Linked DNA regions of Homo sapiens: region 1 is linked to region 2. A link is a loop called in an ENCODE intact Hi-C map of the cell type or tissue named here. Cell type or tissue: CD4-positive, alpha-beta T cell. All regions are shown on one strand. Each heading gives the region's core, and the rest is flanking DNA. Links, peaks and the distances in the headings are about the cores only. Region 1 overlaps FBXL5 (F-box and leucine rich repeat protein 5). Region 2 has its middle 12 kb from the start of CC2D2A.

Evidence for each region. Peaks named below come from ENCODE experiments on the same cell type or tissue, not always from the same donor. Only the 100,000 strongest peaks of a DNase experiment are listed, where the experiment ranks them.
Region 1: it touches region 2 in a loop (3-fold over the local background); 7 of 110 quality-filtered maps call a loop at or near these places.

Annotation. Positions count from the first base shown.
Region 1 is chr4:15,644,246-15,654,135 of GRCh38, forward strand. It overlaps FBXL5 (F-box and leucine rich repeat protein 5), which reads right to left. Exons shown (of 11, transcript NM_012161.4): 2 at 248-463. It also overlaps a transcript of FAM200B not described here. Among named protein-coding and RNA genes, the nearest start is that of FBXL5, 6.2 kb to the right of the region's middle. RefSeq lists silencers at 2,919-3,144, 4,413-4,512. In CD4-positive, alpha-beta T cell, for the core only: CTCF peaks have their summits at 5,920 (motif pointing left) and 6,120; DNase peaks (open chromatin) are centred at 5,866 and 7,626; H3K4me3 peaks cover 288 bases; H3K27ac peaks cover 836 bases.
Region 2 is chr4:15,452,852-15,462,741 of GRCh38, forward strand. No RefSeq gene overlaps it. Among named protein-coding and RNA genes, the nearest start is that of CC2D2A, 12 kb to the right of the region's middle. In CD4-positive, alpha-beta T cell, for the core only: CTCF peaks have their summits at 4,922 (motif pointing left) and 5,122; a DNase peak (open chromatin) is centred at 4,900.

The DNA.
Region 1 (9,890 bases), core at 1,008-9,007, 190 kb after region 2:
GCCCCTTGGATATAAATCCCTACTTGTCCTTACTGTATTCACCGTCGGGACTGATCTCTCTCCACTACTGCAAACTCCCCACTGCAGTAGTTCTTTTTAAATAGTCTTCCTTGCCATCTTTAACAAGTGACAAAATAATTTTTTTCAACATTACATCATTTACTATAAAACAGTGACAAGTTTTGCCAATGATATACCAGAAGATGGCACAAGTTTTGACAGTTGAATATCCATTTTTGCAACTTACCTTAACATTCTTCAGTCCCTTTTCAAAGAGGCTAAGCATCTCGGAGAGTTTATTGTCAGAATGTACATTATAAATGGTCTGGCTGCGTTGTTGAAGCAAACCAATAATGTATTCATTTTCAATCTGCTCATGCATTTTGAACTCCTTGAAAGTAGCATACAAAGACTGCAGAAGAGCACGGAAATCGTTGTTGTTGGAAAAATTGGTTTTAGAAAGCTGAATAAAAATTTAAAAAGAAAAGTGTAATAAATACGTGCAAATATGCACAAATAAAAAATATTCAAATACATCCCTATTCACTTTTGCACACAGCATACTTCCCTTACACTTGGTTAAAGTACAAATAAAAGAAATTCATAAATTAACAAGTTATAATGGTATAATAAAAAGTGCACTAGGCCAGGAAGATGTTGGTTTGCATTCTGGAGGGCCTGGTGACACAGAAAAATGATATGTGCACAAATCACGGTTTCTTTAAAGAGAAGAGATTAAACCAGGCCCCTTCTAAACCTAAAATTTCATTACTCTATATGTATGCTAAATACAGGCAGGCAGAAATTTTAAAGAGGGAAACTTGATTAGGTTAAATACAACAGACGGGTAGATGAAAGGGGAAAAGCTACTAACACCATACCTCCTAGACTTGCTTTCTAAAGTATCTAGTATTCCTAAAATGGAACATAATCTAAGCTGTCTTATTGCCTATTATCAGCAGGAATGACGGTCTGATGACAGAGCATCAAAACAGATGACATAGAAGCTCCTAAAACAAAATTATTCCTACTATACATAACAGAATTAACTATCTTCTATAAAAAGTAGTGCGGATTATGCATTTTAAGAGTCATAGTGAACCAGTTTTAAAGTCACATTCTCTAGGATGGGATACCAGTTCTACCATTACTTAACTGTGTAACCCTGGGTAAGTTACTTTTCTTTCTTTCTTTTTTTTTGAGACAGAGTCTTGCTTTGTCGCCCAGGCTAGAGTGCAGGGGCATGATCTCAGCTCACTGCAGACTCTGCCTCCTGGGTTCAAGCGATTATCCTGCCTCAGCCTCCTGAGTAGCTGGGATTACAGGTGCTCGCCACCACGCCCGGCTAATTTTTGTATTTTTTAGCAGAGATGGGGTTTCACCATCTTGGCCAGGCTGGTCTTGAACTCCTGACCACATGATCCACCCGCCTCGGCCTCCCAAAGTGCTGGGATTACAGGTATAAGCTACCACGCCCGGCCTACTTTTCTTTCTTAATGTGTTAATCTTGATGTTAAATGGATATAATAAAACATCTGTATTTCACATGGTTGTTAGTACTCAATAAACATTAGCTATTATCATTTTGAAAATTAAATATTCATTTTTTATAAATTCATACATTTTTTACTCTATACAAATATTTACTGAGTAGCTATGATGAGGCAGGCACTGTTCTTTGGTACCTGGGATATATCAATGAACAAAACAAAGATTTCTTGCCTTTATGGAGTTTCCATTTCAGTGAAGGTAAATAAGACAATGAACAGTTAACTGCAATACATAAGTAAATAATCTAGAGCAAGAATTGGCAACTTTTCTATAAAAGGACAGGTAATAAATATTTTAACTTTTGCAGGCCATGTGGTCTGTAGCAATTATTTACCTCAGCAGTTGTAGCACAAAAGTAGTCATAGACAACATGTAAATGAATGACTGTAGCTGTATTTCCATAAAACTTTATAAACACTGAAATTCAAATTTCATATAATTTTTCACATGTCACAAAATACTATTCTTCTTTTGATTTTTTCCAACTATTTAAAAATGTAAAAGTGATGCTTGGCTCTTAAGCCACACAAAAAACACAGGCAGGACATACTTGGTTAAATACATATTATAGATTTTTTTTTAAATCATAAGAAATGCCCCACAAGATTACAATAAAATCTATTGGTGGCTAATCTCTGCAAACACTATCATGTATCATTTTTTGGAAAAAAAAAAAAAGGCAAACTTAAAAATAGCCTTAGTAGAAGCAGGGTACAAAATCAAAAGAAACCATTAATGCTAAATATTTTTTATTATTATTATTATTATACTTTAAGTTTTAGGTACATGTGCACAACGTGCAGGTTTGTTACATATGTATACATGTGCCATGTTGGTGTGCTGCACCCATTAACCCGTCATCTAACATTAGGTATATCTCCCAATGCTATCCCTCCCCCTCCCCCCACCCCACAACAGGCCCCGGTGTGTGATGTTCCCCTTCCCACGTCCATGTTGTTCTCATTGTTCAATTCCCACTATGAGTGAGAACATGCGGTGTTTGGTTTTTTTGTCCTTGCGACAGTTTGCTGAGAATGATGGTTTCCAGCTTCTAGATATTATTTTTTTAATGGCAAAAAGTAAACACAGTCAGCCTCCGTGGGGATGCAGAAACCACAGATTCAACCAACTGTGGATTGAAAAAGGCTGGGCATGGTGGCTCACACCTGTAATCCCAGCACTTTGAGAGGCTGAGGTGAGTGGATTACCTGAGGTCAGGAGTTCGAGACCAGCCTGACCAACATGGTGAAACCCCATCTCTACTAAAAACACAAAAATTAGCAGGGAGTGGTGGTGTGCACCTGTAGTCCCAGCTACTCGGGAGGCTGAGACAGGAGAATCACTTGAACCCAGGAGGCAGAGGTTGCAGTGAGCCGAGATCATGCCACTGCACTCCAGCCTGGGCAACAAAGCAAGACTCCATCTCAAAAAAAAAAAAAAAAAAAAAGAAAGAAAATGTTGAAAAAAATAAAAATAAACAACAACAACAAAAAACAATATAACAACTACATACATAGCATTTTCACTGTATTATGTATTATAAGTAATCTAAAGATGATTTAAAGTGTATGGGAAGATATGTGTAAGTTACATGCAAATACTATGCTATTTTATCTGAGGGACTTGAGCATCTATGGAGTTTGGTATTCATGGGTGTCCTGAAAACAATCTCCCACAAAATAGGAGGATACCAAGGGAAGACTGTAATGCCCTAACATGAGTTAAGAAAAATAATATATTAAAAGACATACAGGGAATTTTGCATATATTCTCATTAGACTATTAGAAATTCTTTTAGATCTAATAACACATTAAGGTAAAGATTAGTTTCATGCCACAAACTGACAGTCAAATTAACTATAGTAACTATATAAAGAGACTCTAAATTACAGGTAGAATCTATATCCAGCTAACCTAGCACAGTAGTTAAAAGCACTGACTCTAGGGCAAGATTGCCTAGGTGTAAATCCATTCTACCAGCAAGTCATTACATTTCTTTGTACCTCAGTTTCTTCATCTGTAAAACAGGGCTAATAATATTAACTACTTCACAGAGTTCTTGTGAGAATTTTTTTGAGACAGGGTCTTGCTCTGACACCCAGGCTGCAGTGCAGTGGCATGATCATAGCTCACTGCAACCTCAAACTCCTGGGCTCAAGTGATCCTCCTGCTGGCCTCAGCCTTCCGAATAGCTGGAACTACAGGTGTGGTGTGCACCACACCCAGTTACTTTTTTATTTTTTAGAGACGGGGTCTCACTATGTTGGCCAAGCTGGTCTTAAAGTCCTGGCTTCAAGCGATCCTCCTGACTCAGCATCCTGAGTTGCTGAGATTATAGGCACAAGCCACTGCACCTGGCTACCTGTGATAATTTAATAAGTTAATATAAAGAACACAGAATATAAGCCCTACCTAGGCATCTGTAAGGCTTATTTAGTAGGCTTTTCTGTTATTAATTCTGTATTCAGACCAAAATAAAATATCATTAGAAAGGAATTGGTACAGCCATTATGGAAAACAGTATGGAAATTCCTCAAAAAATTAAAAATGTAATTTTCATAAGTTCCAGCAATCCCATTCCTGAGTATATGTTCAAAGTAAATAAAATTAGGATCTCTAAGAGATATCTGCACTCCCATGTTCAATGCAGCATTATTCATAATAGCCAAGATATGGAGCCAACCTGAGTGCTTGTCCACAAATGAGTAAAGAAAATGTGATATATACAATAAAATATTATTCAGTCATAAAAAAGGAAATCCTGTCATTTGCAACAACATAGATGAACCTGGAAGACAGCTAAGTGAAATAAGCCAGAGACAGAGAGATAAATAATGTATGATCTCACTATATATGGAATCTAAAGTAGAACTCACAGAAGCAGAGAATATGAAAGGTGGTTGTTGGGGCAGGGGATGGAGAAAATGGGGAGATGCTGAAAAAAGAACACTAACTTTCAGTTCTAAGATGAGTACGTTCTGGGGATATAAGGTACAGTATGGTGACTATAGCTAATAATACTGTATTATGTACTTGAAATTTGCTGAGAGTACATCCTCTGTGTCTTTACCACTCCCACACAAAGGGTAATCGTTTGTGGTGATGGATGTGTCAATTTGATTTTGGTAATCATTATACAATGTACATGTATATCAAAGCATTGCATTGTACACCTTGAATATATACAATATTTATTTGTCAATTATACCTCAATAAAGCTGGGAAAAAATGATCAACAGATCAACAGATCAAGTTAAATTCTTGGTGGAGAATACAAAATATTTTGTACAACAGGTTGAAGAAATAAGATTTTTATCTATATTAAATCCTCAACATGTTTGTTGATTTGATGAAGTGAAAACAAAGCCAAAAAAAAAAGAGCAACAGAGAGAAAAGTCCTTAAAGATACTACCCAACTCAGTTTTTCTCCACATGAAAAGTGCAAACATTTTTAACCCGGTACCTAAAGTTAGTAAATTTAGCAGTTAAAAGAATAACCAGGGCCGGGCACAGTGGTTCACGCCTGTAATCCCAGCACTTTGGGAGGCCGAGGCAGGCGGATCACAAGGTTAAGAGATCTAGGCCAACATGGTGAAACCCCATCTCTGCTAACCTCTACTAAAACTACAAAAATTAGTTGGGCGTGGTTAGCACACGCCTGTAGACCCAGCTACTCAGGAGGCTGAGGCAGAAGAATTGCTTGAACCCGGGAGGCAGAGGTTGCAGTGAGCCAAGATCACACCACTGCACTCCAGCCTGGAGACAGGGCAAGACTACGTCTCAAAAAAAAAAAAAAAAAAAGAAAGAAAGAAAAGAATAAACAGAATATACACAATTTAACTTTTTTGAAATCTGTTTATATAAATAGTTTTTAAAATTGTTTGCCTTCACATATAGACTTTATGGAGAAAAAAAACCTGGACACTAATGGTTCTAGGACATACGGAAGGAAGCCAATGATGTGTGAGAAATTACCCTAGTGTTTTTATATATTTAATTCTTAAAACAACCTAAAAAGTAGATATCAAAATCCTCATTTTACAGACTAACAAACAGAGTCTCAGGAAGAAAATTTACCCCACATCATACAACTAGTGAACAACAAAACCGAGACCAAGTCCCTAAAACTCTAACATCTATGACTTTTCTACATACACAATGTTAGTCCCATTAATAAAGCTATCTTTTCAGATACAAGAGAGTAAATTGTCAGAAAGAACACTTGCTCTAAAGCAACAGCTCTCACCAAGGCAGTAATTTTGCCACCCCACTACCCATCCCCCAGAGATAAAAGGCAAGATCTGGAGGCAGTTTTGGTTGTCACCACCGGAAATGTACTACTGACACCTAGTGGATAAAACCCAGGGATGTGGCTAAACATCCTACAACGCACAGGACAGCCCCCATAAAAAAGAAATCATCTGCCTCAAAATGTCAATAATGCTTTGGTTAAGAAATGTTGCTCTAGAAAACTGTTTTTCAAATACTGTTAACCATGACCTTCAGTATGAAATATAGTGCAATCCAGATTCACACGCATCACAAACACTTCAAACAAATTTCAGGGAACAGTATTTCCCTCTCTTATCTGTGATGTACTCTAGTATTTACTTTTCGGTTTAAATTTTTAATGCTGTTTCGGACCCACAAAAGAGATTTATGACCTACTACTAATAGGTCACAGGACACATTTTGAAGAGCACTCTTCTACAGTAAAATATAAAGGTTCCTAGTGACCTATAAAGTTATATACTCTGATGCCTCACAAATTCAACAAAGAACTTATATATATAAAAGGACGCACATAATTAACAAATAGTAACATGATATCTTCCACATTTTAAAAGGATTTATAACTGACTTTCTTTTTTTTTTTTTTTTTTTTTTTTGAGACAGAGTCTCACTCTGTCGCCCAGGCTGGAGTGCAATCGCCAATTCCAGCAATTCTGCCTTAGCCTCCTGAGTAGCTGGGATTACAGGACCCCGCCACCATGCCCAGCTAATTTTTGTATTTTTAGTAGAGATGAGGTTTCACCATCTTGGCCAGGCTGGTCTTGAACTCCTGACCTCATGATCCACCTGCCTCGGCCTCCCAAAGTGCTGGGATACAGGCATGAGCCACTGCACCCAACCTATAACTGACTTTCTGTCTCAGACATTCTACAGTGATAAATCAAGTATTACAGCCTGGTTTCAAACTGATTCTCAAAAGTGGTATGTCACTTAAAGACGATACAGTACATTCAAAAATAGATAAGAAAACGGCATAACAAAAACACATATATTATTCCCCCAAATACATTTTTACTTTGTCTACTCACTCAGACAATGCTTTAATTTAATCAAGGGAGACTTATACTCAGTGAAGAAACCTTAGTAAGTAGCTGATCAAATTTACAGATGGAAAAAATGATGACCCACAGGTAAACTGTTTTGCATAAAATCATAGAGCTACCAATAAGTAGCAGAACTAGTAAGGTAATGCAAAACCCATGGGCTTCCGAAGGGGAAAAAAAATCCTAAGATTAAAATTCAGGCTCTACTAATTACTAATTGAATGAGTTGGGTAAGTTACTTAACCACTAAGACTGTTTCCTCAACTTTAAATGAAGGATAATATTTGGCTTAAGTAGTTCGTGAAGATTAAAAGAAACAATGTAGACATGTAGTAAGAACTCATTAAATTCCCTTTTCCTTCTTCCACAGGTCTCAATTCAATATTTTCTCCACTAAGCCAATCTTCTCAAATGCCAGTCAATAAATTGTTACAGGTATGCAGAAAAATGGCGGAGGGGGGAAGGAAAACTGACAATAAAGCTATACTCACTCATTTTTTAAAAAAGGATATATTCAAATTACTCTAAGCTTCTTCCCACTTAAGAGTTTTGGGTCATAAAATGTCCTATCTGTATAAATAAATGTATAAATAAATTCTTTCATAAAAGTAAACAGCACTTTTAATACCCTTACCTGAAAAATTTGGGCACACCTTAAGGCCTCCACCACTTGAGTTTTTAATAACTGGTTTATATATAAGCCTGGGAATCTCTGAACTAACCACATCCTGACAACCACAGCCTACTCTTCTCTCAGAAATCAATTCAAAGAGACCACTCCTGACACTTTAATGTGGAGCTGACCGTGTAACTCCCTTTGCTCCCACTATACCCTATTTGGATTTCCATCCTAGCATAGATGTTATTACATACTGGACTGTAAACTTTTTGAGACTAGAGACCACATGTCACATTGCCAACGTCTTTCTGTAGTACAAGCTACTACAGAGTAGACGGTAGAAACTCCAATGCTCACTGACAGAATTAATGGAGTTAACCTTGGAGAACTGGAGAAAAGACTGAGAAATTGAAGTAAAATGGAAAAAGGATGTCATTCAATATAAATATTTACTAACATCATCCCAGTCTGAAAGGTCAGTGAATTAGCAGGAGATTTCTTAGCAGATTGTTCCCAAAAAAGTAAGAAACTACTATGATTTAATATAAAGAAAATTAAACTAGGAATCCTAACAATGACTTGGGTTTCCATCTGAATCTACCACTAGCTGCTTATGTAACCTTGGCCTAGCTAATCTAGGCCTCTAAGTCCCCAGCTATAAAACAGAAATACCTTGTCTTTACATAACTCAAAGCACTGTTGTCTGGATAACAAAGGTGAAAAACCTTTCCATAAAACTTTTTACAGATGTAAAAAGAAATCCATGGGCAAAGTATTAAATCGGGTATTGTACAGCAATATTTAAAATGGTCTAAGACATACATCTGTCAGCTTTTGAAAATTTATTTTCTCATCCTATTCACCTTTATACCTAAAAAATAAGTAGACTAACATAACTTTGGAATACATTATACTAACTGGCTTAAGCATATAAGTGGTTTACTTGATGCTAGTAAATAAATGGATGCTTCTAAAATACATTCTACTTGAGAAGTTCAATATTGAAAATAGTAACTGACTTCTTGATAATAACTGGGCATTCAGAGCCCAAATTTGTACAGTGAAATAACTATTTTGTACCTTTTTAGTCTGAGCATAAAAACTAGTTCTCATTTTATATAGTTTTATTGTAAACTGTTTGGTTGGATATCCTTGGTCTATACAACCAAAGGATGGCAAAACGTGAGATGATAAATGGATAAAAACAAACAAGGTACTCTTCCTTTAATTCCTTTAAGATTACTGAACCATTACAAAATACTTATTTTCCACTCTAGCTCCCAAAGGACATCCTAAGAGAGATTTCCATTGGCTATCAGTATCAAGAAGAAATCCAGATGTAAAATTCCTATGCATTTTTTTTTCCCTAAATCGCCTCAGTTTCAGTTCAGAAAATTGGACTTTTAATCTTCGTGATAAACGTATACAACAATCTCATTAACTATATCTAATTAATTCAGAATTAGTAATAATTTTGACTTACACCATGTCAAATTGAAAATGCTTTATTAAACTAGTTATGCAAGTGGGAACATTACTGAAAAGACTCTTGGCTCAGATATCTTGTAAAAAAGCAACTGCATTTTCAAAATTTGTTCAAATACTCTCAACCACCAGGAAGAGACAGAAAAAGAGCGACTAACTTCTTGAAAATTTTAAAATAAGGCTGCTTAGCCTTAGTCTGCAAGTAAATTAAATTGTGATTCTTTATTTTGGGAGGTCACAATCATCTGGAAATCGATGAAAGCTACAAACACCCTAGGAAAATGGACACACGCACAAAATTTTCCATATAATTTCAGGTGATCCTAGGCTACCTCTCCACAGTCTAAAGTGGAGAGAAAACCTTGGATTCTGTTAGTCTTCACTTCCACTTTCGATTTTTGAGACCATTTTTTTTTTCTTTCCTGCTATTAAAGAATGGTGTCTGAATGAACGATATTCAAAAGCCAGAGAGGATAAAAACACTATAATACTGCTAAGTAAAAAATTCAGGGATATACCCTCTTGCTTAATGGCTTAACCATTCCTCATGCTTCTCCTAGATGAGTGGTTCTCACCCTCAGCTGCATACTGCACTCAAATGGAGAGCTTTAATCATTTATACCTGATGTCTGGGTGAAATCCTAATTTTAGTGACCTAGACATCAGGACTTCTAATAGTTTTTAGTTTAAGGCTAATAAGCAACCAAGGTTGCAAACCATTGTCCTAGACAGTCCTGGTGTTTCCAACTCATGTGAACTGGGTGTTTCTAAATTTTCAGAATGGAGGGAGGGAGAAGATGGAGTGCTAAGATTTGAAATTCAACGTCACTGCTTTAAATTGCTGGTCTTGAGTGTGGCCTAACAGTGAATACCCTGGGCATCCTCCAATCGCCTGGCTG
Region 2 (9,890 bases), core at 1,305-9,304:
AATGTTTTCTAAGATACAAAAATCACCAAGTCTCCTATTTCTAAGAATTTACTCCAAGAAAATAATTAATAATGTGTGCAAAGGTTTAATTGCAGAAAGAGCCCTGCAGCAAAGCTTGCAATATGGAAAATTGAGAAATAGCCTCAACATGGGTGAAATGAGCTGTGATACACTCATCCAATGAAACAGAGTCATAAAAAATGATGAGGATGCCCCACCAGGCACAAGAGCTTGCACCTGTAGTTCCAGCTGCTGGGGAGGACTGCTTGAGCTCAGGAGTTGAGGCCAGTCTGGGCAACATAGGGAAACCCTGTCTTTAAAAAAAAGAGGATGGAAATGTATTGGCACCATAAGATATTCACAAAATATTAACTAAACAAAGTAGATGACTGAGGAATATTTTCAGTACTCATTTCATTTTTAAAGTCTGTTTGCCCATATGCATAGAAAAAGTCTAAATTAAAATATTAATGGGGAATTTTAAATCTCTACTCTTTTGACCTTTATTTTTAATTTTTACAATAAACATTGTACTCATTTTACATAAAATATTTTATGTATGCTCTTAGGCTAGTTGCATATTATTTTGTTTCCAAAAATTGCAGAGAAAATGTCTAAGGAGAGAGAAATAAAACTCTTAGGAGTTGAAGTGTAAAACACGATATCATTCTTAAAGTTTCCTGGTGGCGTACCTGGATGTCTATTCCAGAGGATTTTTTAAAGCAAGATTACCACCAAGTAATACTAGTTTATATGTTTTTAAATTGTTTCTTCCTAACTAGAACAGGGAGGGAAATTAGTCTTGAGTTTACATCATTTTATTGAGTTTTTCTTAGTCCAGAACTATGAACCCAATGGATTACAACAGTATGAAGTCATTCAGAACCAATGCATTTGTCAGATGGCAAAGGCATTTATGAGCAGCTATATGAAGAAGACTGAATTCATGGCTTCACTCCAGTGCCATCATGGAGGTGGCAGAACTTACCGAAGTAAAGACTTGCCCAATATAGTTAGGGTTCCAAAAAATGATCTGCTAGCACTAAAAGGAGAAAAATCATAAACTCTAAGGGGTTGCATAGATGCTCTTTCATTACAAAAGTACTATCTTTTACAAGATTGTGAGATGCTGCCTTGGTGGAAATAAACAAGAAAAAACAAAGTCTCAGTGATCTATTCCAACCACAGTTTCAGATAAATTTGGCACCACTGAGCATCCCCATTGTTACTGAAACAGAAAACACTCAGGTCTTACTATTATTATTACTCCAGAACAACAAAGAGAGTTGCAAGGATTTTCTACAGAAAACATCCAGGTCTTACTACATGTAGAACTAAAATTAAAGCACAGCCTCCTGAGATGTCCCAGTTGGTCAGAATATTGACAAATAATAACTAGAAGGTTAGTATGTGAGATGGTCAGGGCCCAGAAGCCATATATCCATCAATATATCAAGGTGTGTCCACACAAGGAGTTGCCCACCTGATTCCCTTTTAGGGTTGCCAGATAAAATTCAGAAGATTCAAATATAAATTTCACATAACAATCATTTAGTAGAAAACTGTCTCAAATATTTAACTGGGTGTCCTGTATTCCTTTTTGCTAAATTTGGCAACTCTAAATTATGAACAAAAATTCACCTACAAAAACATAAATATGAGTCCAACTAACTTTTTGGAAGGCCGTGCATATAATTTCTCATATAACAAGAAGTAATTGTTCTTTTGAGAAGGGATTCTTAGCTTCCTAAAACAGTTTTAAAGGGCCAAAGTTAGCTGGATGAGAAAGCCATTAGAGAATCTTTTGGGTGGAAAGTCAGAAGACAAGATCTAGCCCCAGGAATTCCAATAATCAGCTTTGTGTGACTTTTAGACAAATCACCTAAATCCTTTAAGCCTCTGATTCCACACTGGATTGGTGGTGGAAAGTAAGTGCTGTCTTTCTCCAAACTCATGGCAGACATTGGTAATAGATAGAAGCATTTCTTCCCACTGTGCCCCAGGGCAGCCTCAGAATTCTCAACAAAGTCTCCAGGTCCATCCATCAACAAGCATGTACCCTTGAGATGAAATCAACTTGCCTTCCCTGAATTAAAGGAGCCTTTGGTTACCCTTCCAGTTCTAACGAAAGTTTGGAAACTCTTGTATTCTAATTCAATAGGCAAGGCTATACCTAGTTTTGCACTCCCAATTAAAAGCAAAACTTGGCAACTGCCTTCTGAAATCGCTATTTTACAAAATCAGAGCAGGAGTAATGGGTGCTGGAGTTCTGCTTGGACCAGGCCTTATAGGCCATTACTTCCAGCTGAGTGGCTCCAACAGCCCTCCAGGGCCTTGGTGGAGGCCAGGGTAGATCCTGACACTGGCCCTCAGTGAAGAACTTGACTCCACTCTGCTTCACGTCTCTGCTTCTTTTGCATCCATGGGCTTCTCATACCACTCACAGGTTTCCTCACCCTGTTATCTGCCTTTTCTACAGCATGGATTCTGATTTCTCATCATTTCAATCTCTGCTGGCATCTCCCAGCCCAGCTCTAGTTCATGACATGTTCTTTGCTTTAGCTCCAATTGCTCAATCCCTGCTGACTCTTTCTTCATGTCTCAGTTCAAATCCCCAGAGTGAGGATCTCATGTTTGGCAGGCCCCTGTTTATCAAAGAGCCAGCCTGGGGATTGGCTGCAGCTGATCCACACCCTCCTTCGGTCCCATCAGCTAGGACTGTGAATACTGGTATAAAGCACAGTTGCCTGCTCAAAGCCCATCAGCACGAGATGTAGGCAGTTTTGTTTTGTTTTTTTTCCAAAAGTGTGTCATCAGGTAGGCACTGCGATGTTCAGTTCATAATTTCACAGGGTCTTTGCAAGAACAAAATGTGGTAATATATGTAAAAAATGACAATTTTAGCAGATTTCCCCCAAAAGCAGACTCTGAGACAAGGACTTGAGTATAAGTGGTTATTTGGGAGTTGCAGGAAACACCAATAGGGTAGTGAGGAAGCAACAGAGCAACAATAACTGTGTCTGTAAGCTAACTGCCATTGTGGTTGATTGAAGCTCATCCCAAGGAGCTGCCCAGGAGAACAGGATAACACACACCGAATCAGCTCACCCAAAAAGGGAGGAAGCCGGAGTGTTTAAAGACCAACTCCCAAGAGTCATTGGCTGAGGACCGCTCTCAGGATCAATATTTTTCCAGCACTTTGAGAGTGCCTTTGGTGCTCAGGTAAAGTGACTTTGCAGGGTTCTGAAAAAAGGCTTCAGGCACAGAGATGGAGATAAGACAGTTAAAAATCTATCAAAGCACCCTGAATTGGTTAATGCAAGGGATATGGAAGAGGCAATGACTTCATCTGCCACCGTACTTGGTCAACCCTCAAATAAATGTTGGCCCCACAAGAGAAGGGGGTATTGTCTGCTTAGTTCCCTGTACCTGAAACTGCCTGGTGCATAATCAAAGCTCAGTAAATATTGGTAGGATGAATGAATGAATGAATGAATGAATGAATGAAGAAATGTCTATATAAATGAATGAATTATTTGGACAATTGTTGGAGATCTTTTCTATTTGTTTTTCTTCTCTTGTGAATAAAGAGGTAACGGGATGGGAGAGGGTAAAGGGGAGCAGCTGGGGGACACAGAACCACCTTGTACCAAAAGAAGCCTGAGTTTTAAGACCAACACTTTTTGCACAACTACCATGACTTAGGCAAAGCAGAACAAAACATCTCTCTCCTACACACTCCTCAAGTTGAATTTTAATGATTTTTTTCTACTATTTGCCCCTTATATTCATTTCAGTTTGGTTTCAGCTGCATAAGTTGTTGAGGGCTGTATCTGTCTCCTTTCCCTGGTCCTGTATCCCCAAGGACAACCCTGAGCCCCACTCTTACCTAAACCCTACACCAACAACATCACAAGCAAGCCTGCAGTCATTAGAATTGTGAGGGGACTATATTAATCCACCTCCACTGATAGGATTTGAGAAGGGCTTCCATTTAATCCCACTCCTCACCCCTGAGGGTGCCAAGCCAATTGAGAAATGCACACAGAAGCCACATATGTACCAAAATACTTGTCTTCCTACTGGTAGCACCAAATCAGAGAGAGCAACTTGGATATGAGGTTGAAACAAACTTCCCAGTAGTTGCCTCCAGGTCTAGACCTGATTAGCATCCCACAACAGAAACTTTTCCATTCAGCCTCAAAGAGAACAGAGGTCTCCCTCCCCTCAAATCAAGCTCATAGAACCCAAGAGAGGCCACATGTGCAAGTGACTTTTTACACACAGCCCACTCCCAACACAGAGCCCAGGGGGTACCAGACTCTTGCCATCTCACCAATCAGAGAAATCCCTCCTCCTCCCTCCACCAGAAGGAGCCATGGAGAGGTAAGCCACTAATTATTAAGAGAGTGGAAGTTCCTATCTTTCAGAGCAGCAGGAACTCAGGGAAAGGAACAAAAATTGTGCCTTCCCTACCACATCTATGAGAAAAGAGCTGATCTAAAAACATATTTACCTTTTAATTCTCAGTGACCAGATAGGGGCAAGTGCACCACTGGATACAGTGAGGGGCTTGCTCTACAGAAGAGTCATTTTCAGTTCCTCTTTCCTCCTGTTACACAGCTATCAATGCATTCAGGTCTGTGCAGAAACCATACGTTCTTCACTAGCTAGGGCCAGACCTTCTGCTCCTTCATCTCTCACACTAAGATTGTTAGTGAACTCTGCAGTGAATGCTCAGCCAGAGTTTGGAAATGTCATCTTACAAGCTCTAATATGTCAAGGAGAAAACTGTTTCTTTGGGAATGTTTCTTCCTAACCAAGATAAGAAAACAGTAATTTTGCTTTTGCTTCAAGGCATACTTTGATGGCAGGAGAATCCAGTTTACTTTTTAAGGTACTGACCTCTAGTGGCCAGCAACAATAACTACTCTATTAGAGACCATTTCCAGAGATTATGTAAAATCCAAGTGCGGGCTAGGAGAAACTTTAGAAATCAACTTTCTCTGCCCACCTCATATTCCAGAAGAGGAAACAGAGATCCATAAACGATGAGGGCCTTGTCAGTGGTCGCTAAGATGGGACTAGAGTCAAGGTCTTCTGTCTTCCATGTGGATCTCCTCCCATTGCCTAGTATACATTTATTAAAGCTACTTAGTCATATACACTGTAATTCATAAACAATTAGAGTAAAAATGACATTTCGTTATCAGATAATCCCTCTGTGGTTTCCTGCAAAGCTTGATGGGATAAGTGTGACTAGAGGTCCGTTTTCACGCTGCTGATAAAGACATACCCAAGACTAGGTAATTTATAAAGAAAAAAAGGTTTAATGGACTCACAGTTCTACCTGACTGGGGAGGCCTAACAATCATGGCAGAAGGCAAAAGGCACATCTTACATGGCAGTAGACAAAAGAGAGAATGAGATCCAAGTGAAGGGGGTCTCCCCTTATAAAACCATCAGATCTCGTGAGACTTATTCACTACCACAAGAACAGTATGGGGGAAACCACTCCCATAATTCAATTATCTCCCACTGGGTCCCTCCCACAACACATGAGAATTATAGGAGCTACAATTCAAGATTAAATTTGGGTGGGGACACAACCAAACCATATCAAGAGGTTTCAACCTCACTGGATGGTAAACAGCTAGAGGGTGAGGATTTTTTCTTAATCATCTTTGAATCTCTAGTACTTTGCACCACATCTGCCATGTGGCAGGCACTAAATAAATGTCAGATGGATGAATAAATTGATGGAAAGATAAATTTTAATTTGAAATTAAACACCAACTAAAACCAAAAGCTACCTGTCTTGCTACCCAACTAGCAAATGGCAGATTTAAGATTTGAGGCCAGCAGTTCAGTTTCACACTAAATGCTACTACTCCTAAAAGACCTCTTCACTGGCCCATGGAACCCCCTCCTACTAGTGACGACTTTCCAAATTTAACAGATGCAGCATTTCTGGCTCTTTGAATCCACACAGCTGATTCGAAAGTAGGTTGTGTTTTTTAGACTCTCAGTCATCAGTTTGTGTTTTTTAGATCTCAGTCATATGTTTTTTAGATTCTCAGTCATAAGTTCTTCTCCTTATATAAGGACTCAGTGAAGGCTTTGCTTTGTGTGTTGGTTTGTTCCTTCAATCACTCAACATATTTACTGAGTGTCTGCTATGCACCAGGAGCTTCCCTGAGCAATGGAAACCCAGCAGGAAAGACAAAATGATGTGTCAACAGCTATGCTAGTGGTAAGCACTAGAAGGATAAAGAAAGAAGGCAGGCTTGTTAATGATGATGGATCCTTTTCTGGTGTTAGCAGAGACTTGAATTAGGAGGGAGTCTTGAAGGTCTCAAGCATACATTAGTATCATGGAGAAAGCGTGAGTGATTCTCAGGATCCCTTGGAAAAATAACCCAGGCTGGCAGTGAGGAGAGAAAATCTCCATATAGGAAGGGGCAAACTTACGCTCAACACTGATCCCCAATCATTGTTCCTAAAATTTACTTGCCTTTTGAGAATTTTAGCAATCTCCACTGATACCATCATTCTTGCTACTGAAATTACTCTTCTTTACTTTACCCTCTCATCTCGAGCATGGATATAAATTCTTTCTGTAATTCCCCCACAGCATAGATGAGTCTCTAAGGGAACAATTATAAGATTTTACAGATGTGTCAGAGATAAGAGGCGAAAATTATAACACAGAGAATTACTAAAAGCTGGCAACTAGATATGATGGCACTTGTGATCCACAAAATCTAGTCCACCGTCATGAAGTTGGCTGGGTCCTTGCAGTGCTACTGTTTTTCTGTTTGGCCCTAGTTGGACAGTACATGGCAGTGTCCATATTTCCCTGACAGGAAAATCCTCTAGTATGGCAAAGCCCCTCAGAGTCCAAGCCCCAGAGAGCAGAATGATGCATAGTAGCAGGCAACCCTTTGTCCTCTGCTCCAAATTCCATCTCTCAAATAGTGAGAACACAAGCAGCTACCAATTTATGGATGGATTTTACTCTAGAAATCTGTTTGCTAGTCAGTTCTTTGGAATCTGCCATGCATTTCCAAAAACATCAACAGTGACTGAGATCAGAGGCAAGTCCATGAAAATTCTATTTATACCCTAGTCCATCTAAGGATGTTGGAAACATAGCTTCTCAATTTAGCAGAATTCAGGAAACAAGTATAGATGCTCCTGGGTACTTTTTTTTTTTTTTTTTTTTTTTTTACCAATCTATGCTCTGTACCAATATAAGCACCCAAACCCCTACAGGTCCCCAAGCTTCTGCATCAGAGGGTAAAGCAAAGTTGTCTGTACCAGGAGCTGTGGCTACAAACAGCAAAGAGTTGAAAATTCTTGAGCTGGAATAGCAGAGAGGTCATTCTTATATTGAGTCTAGCAAACTGCCTTTTTCCCAAGTATCTTTAGCAATTGCTGCATTGGAAGGAAATACAGTACAATTTGTGGCATCACAGGGCATGAAAAAATGAAAGATGGATCAGGCTGTGTAGGAAAGCAAAACCTACTTTTTAATCAGGAGGGTATTATCAGCTAATCCTCTCTCTAGTAAGCTCAGTAAGTCTCCTTGGGTAAGATCTTGTTTCAAATGGAGAGTCCTGTGAGCAACTCATCTTGATTATGCAAATGTAAGGCAAGTGGACACCCACTGCCCTGGAAAATGGGAATATAACATCATTTTCTGTGGCATGACTGATGCTCCCCAATTTTCAAAATGCCCCTTGTGCTCTTTGACATACATTGAATAAATCTGCAAAGGGAGCCAAGAAACCTCCTAGAGGAAAAAGAAATTTTGATACTAATTTCTTTTCTGCTGAATTTCAATAGCATTAAAAACTCAGTGATAAACTTGGTTGGTTAAAACTGAGATTGATCAGCCAAAAAGGATACTTGCCTCTATGGAGGGGAATGCAACATGAGGAAAGGGAGTTTGTGGGCTGTGGATTGGTGACTATGGTTCAAACTAGAACTCAGAGGATGTTGGGCTCCAGGAGGGTCCATTCCTGGTTTAAATGTAACCTGGGATTGAGGTCTTAAAACCTGCTAAATTCTGGAAGCAGTAGCAGATCATATGGGTGTAAATCATATTGGAAAAAACAGGGTTTCTCAACCTCAGCATCCTTGACATACGTGGACAGATAATTTTTTTATGTTGGAATGGCAGTGCGGGGACAGTTCTATGCAATGTAGGATGTTTAGCAGTATTCCTGGCTTCTACCCATGAGATGCCAGTAGCACTCCCTTCCCCCCACCAAGTTGTGACAACCAAAAATATCCCCAAACTTTGCCAAATGTCCAAGAGGGTCAAAATTGGTTGAAAAGCACTAGTATAACCTGAAAGAGGGTAAACCTGGAATCTCTAATGTGAGGCAGCTGGTATGACTAACAGAAACATCAATGTAGCTGAGAGCAAAATTGCTTAGACTTCTTGGGAACCATTTCCAGCAGTAATTGACTAGCTACTTCTCTCTCCATTGGCATTTGCACAAAGGGTTACCCTTTGAATCAAGTGAGCCCCTCAAGATTTATGAGCAATTCTAGAGAGCAATGAAGCTTCAAGACGGAGACATTACATGCCCTGCTAAAAAGGGCAAGAATATTTTCAAGCAACTACACAGAAAATGAAAGAGTTCTGATGATATTTGTACACTAAGCTGGTGAAGCAGGTCCTGCCAGTGAGATGCATTTAAGGGAAGTAGCTGGAGAGAAAAGAATATAAAAATTATAGAAAAATATCCTTTTCAACAAAAATAACAAAAATTCACTACTTATACTGGAGCAGCAGTTTTCTCTGATATGTAAGAGCATCTCTAGTTAATTCAAATTATGACATGACTCTCTAAATAAAATGAGTCTTACAGCATTTTATTCTCTATAGCTCCAACAGCTCTCTTAGAAAGTGAGAATGTTGTGAAATGCAGCAAATAAGAAGAAAGTGTGCAATTCAAAACAGATTGAAAATCATAGCACTAGAGGAAGAAAATTAAATGCTTTAGTATCTATAAAATAAAAATGGGCTACACAGTCAATGTATCTGAGTCAATAAGTGTTTCTCTCTATTTACTATAAACCCAAGAGGTTCTAATTTGCTGGAGTTCAAGTTATGTTTGAGGGAGAGAGGTATGTAATTCAGTAAACTGGAAAAGATAAATCCAAATTGAAAGGCATGGTTTTATAAAATTTATGATTCAAAAGTCATTCTTCAGTGTCCAACTTGAACCTTATTTTAGTCAGGTTTTCCCTTGTGATAAATTTTTCTTTCAGAGAGAATGAATCAGCTACAATCAAAAGTAGTATAAAATTCAAAGAACCAGTAAAAATGACACATTCACCTAAAGCTACGATTGTGTTTCACATGTACAAGTGTGAAAGGCATATTTTAGCCATTTATTGACCTAAATAATGCACCACTGCAGCTTTACCCCAAAGAGAATATAGCATAGTAGTCTCATATCGGGCTCTATAATTTTTAGTGTTGTACAGTATCCTAGTCTCCCAAAGAGGCTTCAAATGCATCATACTTTAGTGGCATTATCCTCAAAGGCATTGAATGCATTTGCTTATTTTTTTTTAGGTATACATGTGTCACATACTGAATGTTTGTGTTACCTGCAAAATGCATATGTTGAAGACCTACCCCGTAATGTGATGGCATTTGGAGGTGGGGTCTTGGGAAGGTGATTAGGTTCAGACGAGATCATGAGGGTGGGGCGTCCATGATAGGATTAGTGTCCTTATAAGAGAAAGAGAGCAGGGCTCACTTGATCTCTAGCCTGTGAGGACACAGATAGAAGGTGGCCATCTACAAGCCAGGAAGGGAACCTTCACCAGAACCTGACAATGTCACTCTTTGTTCTCAAACTTCAGCA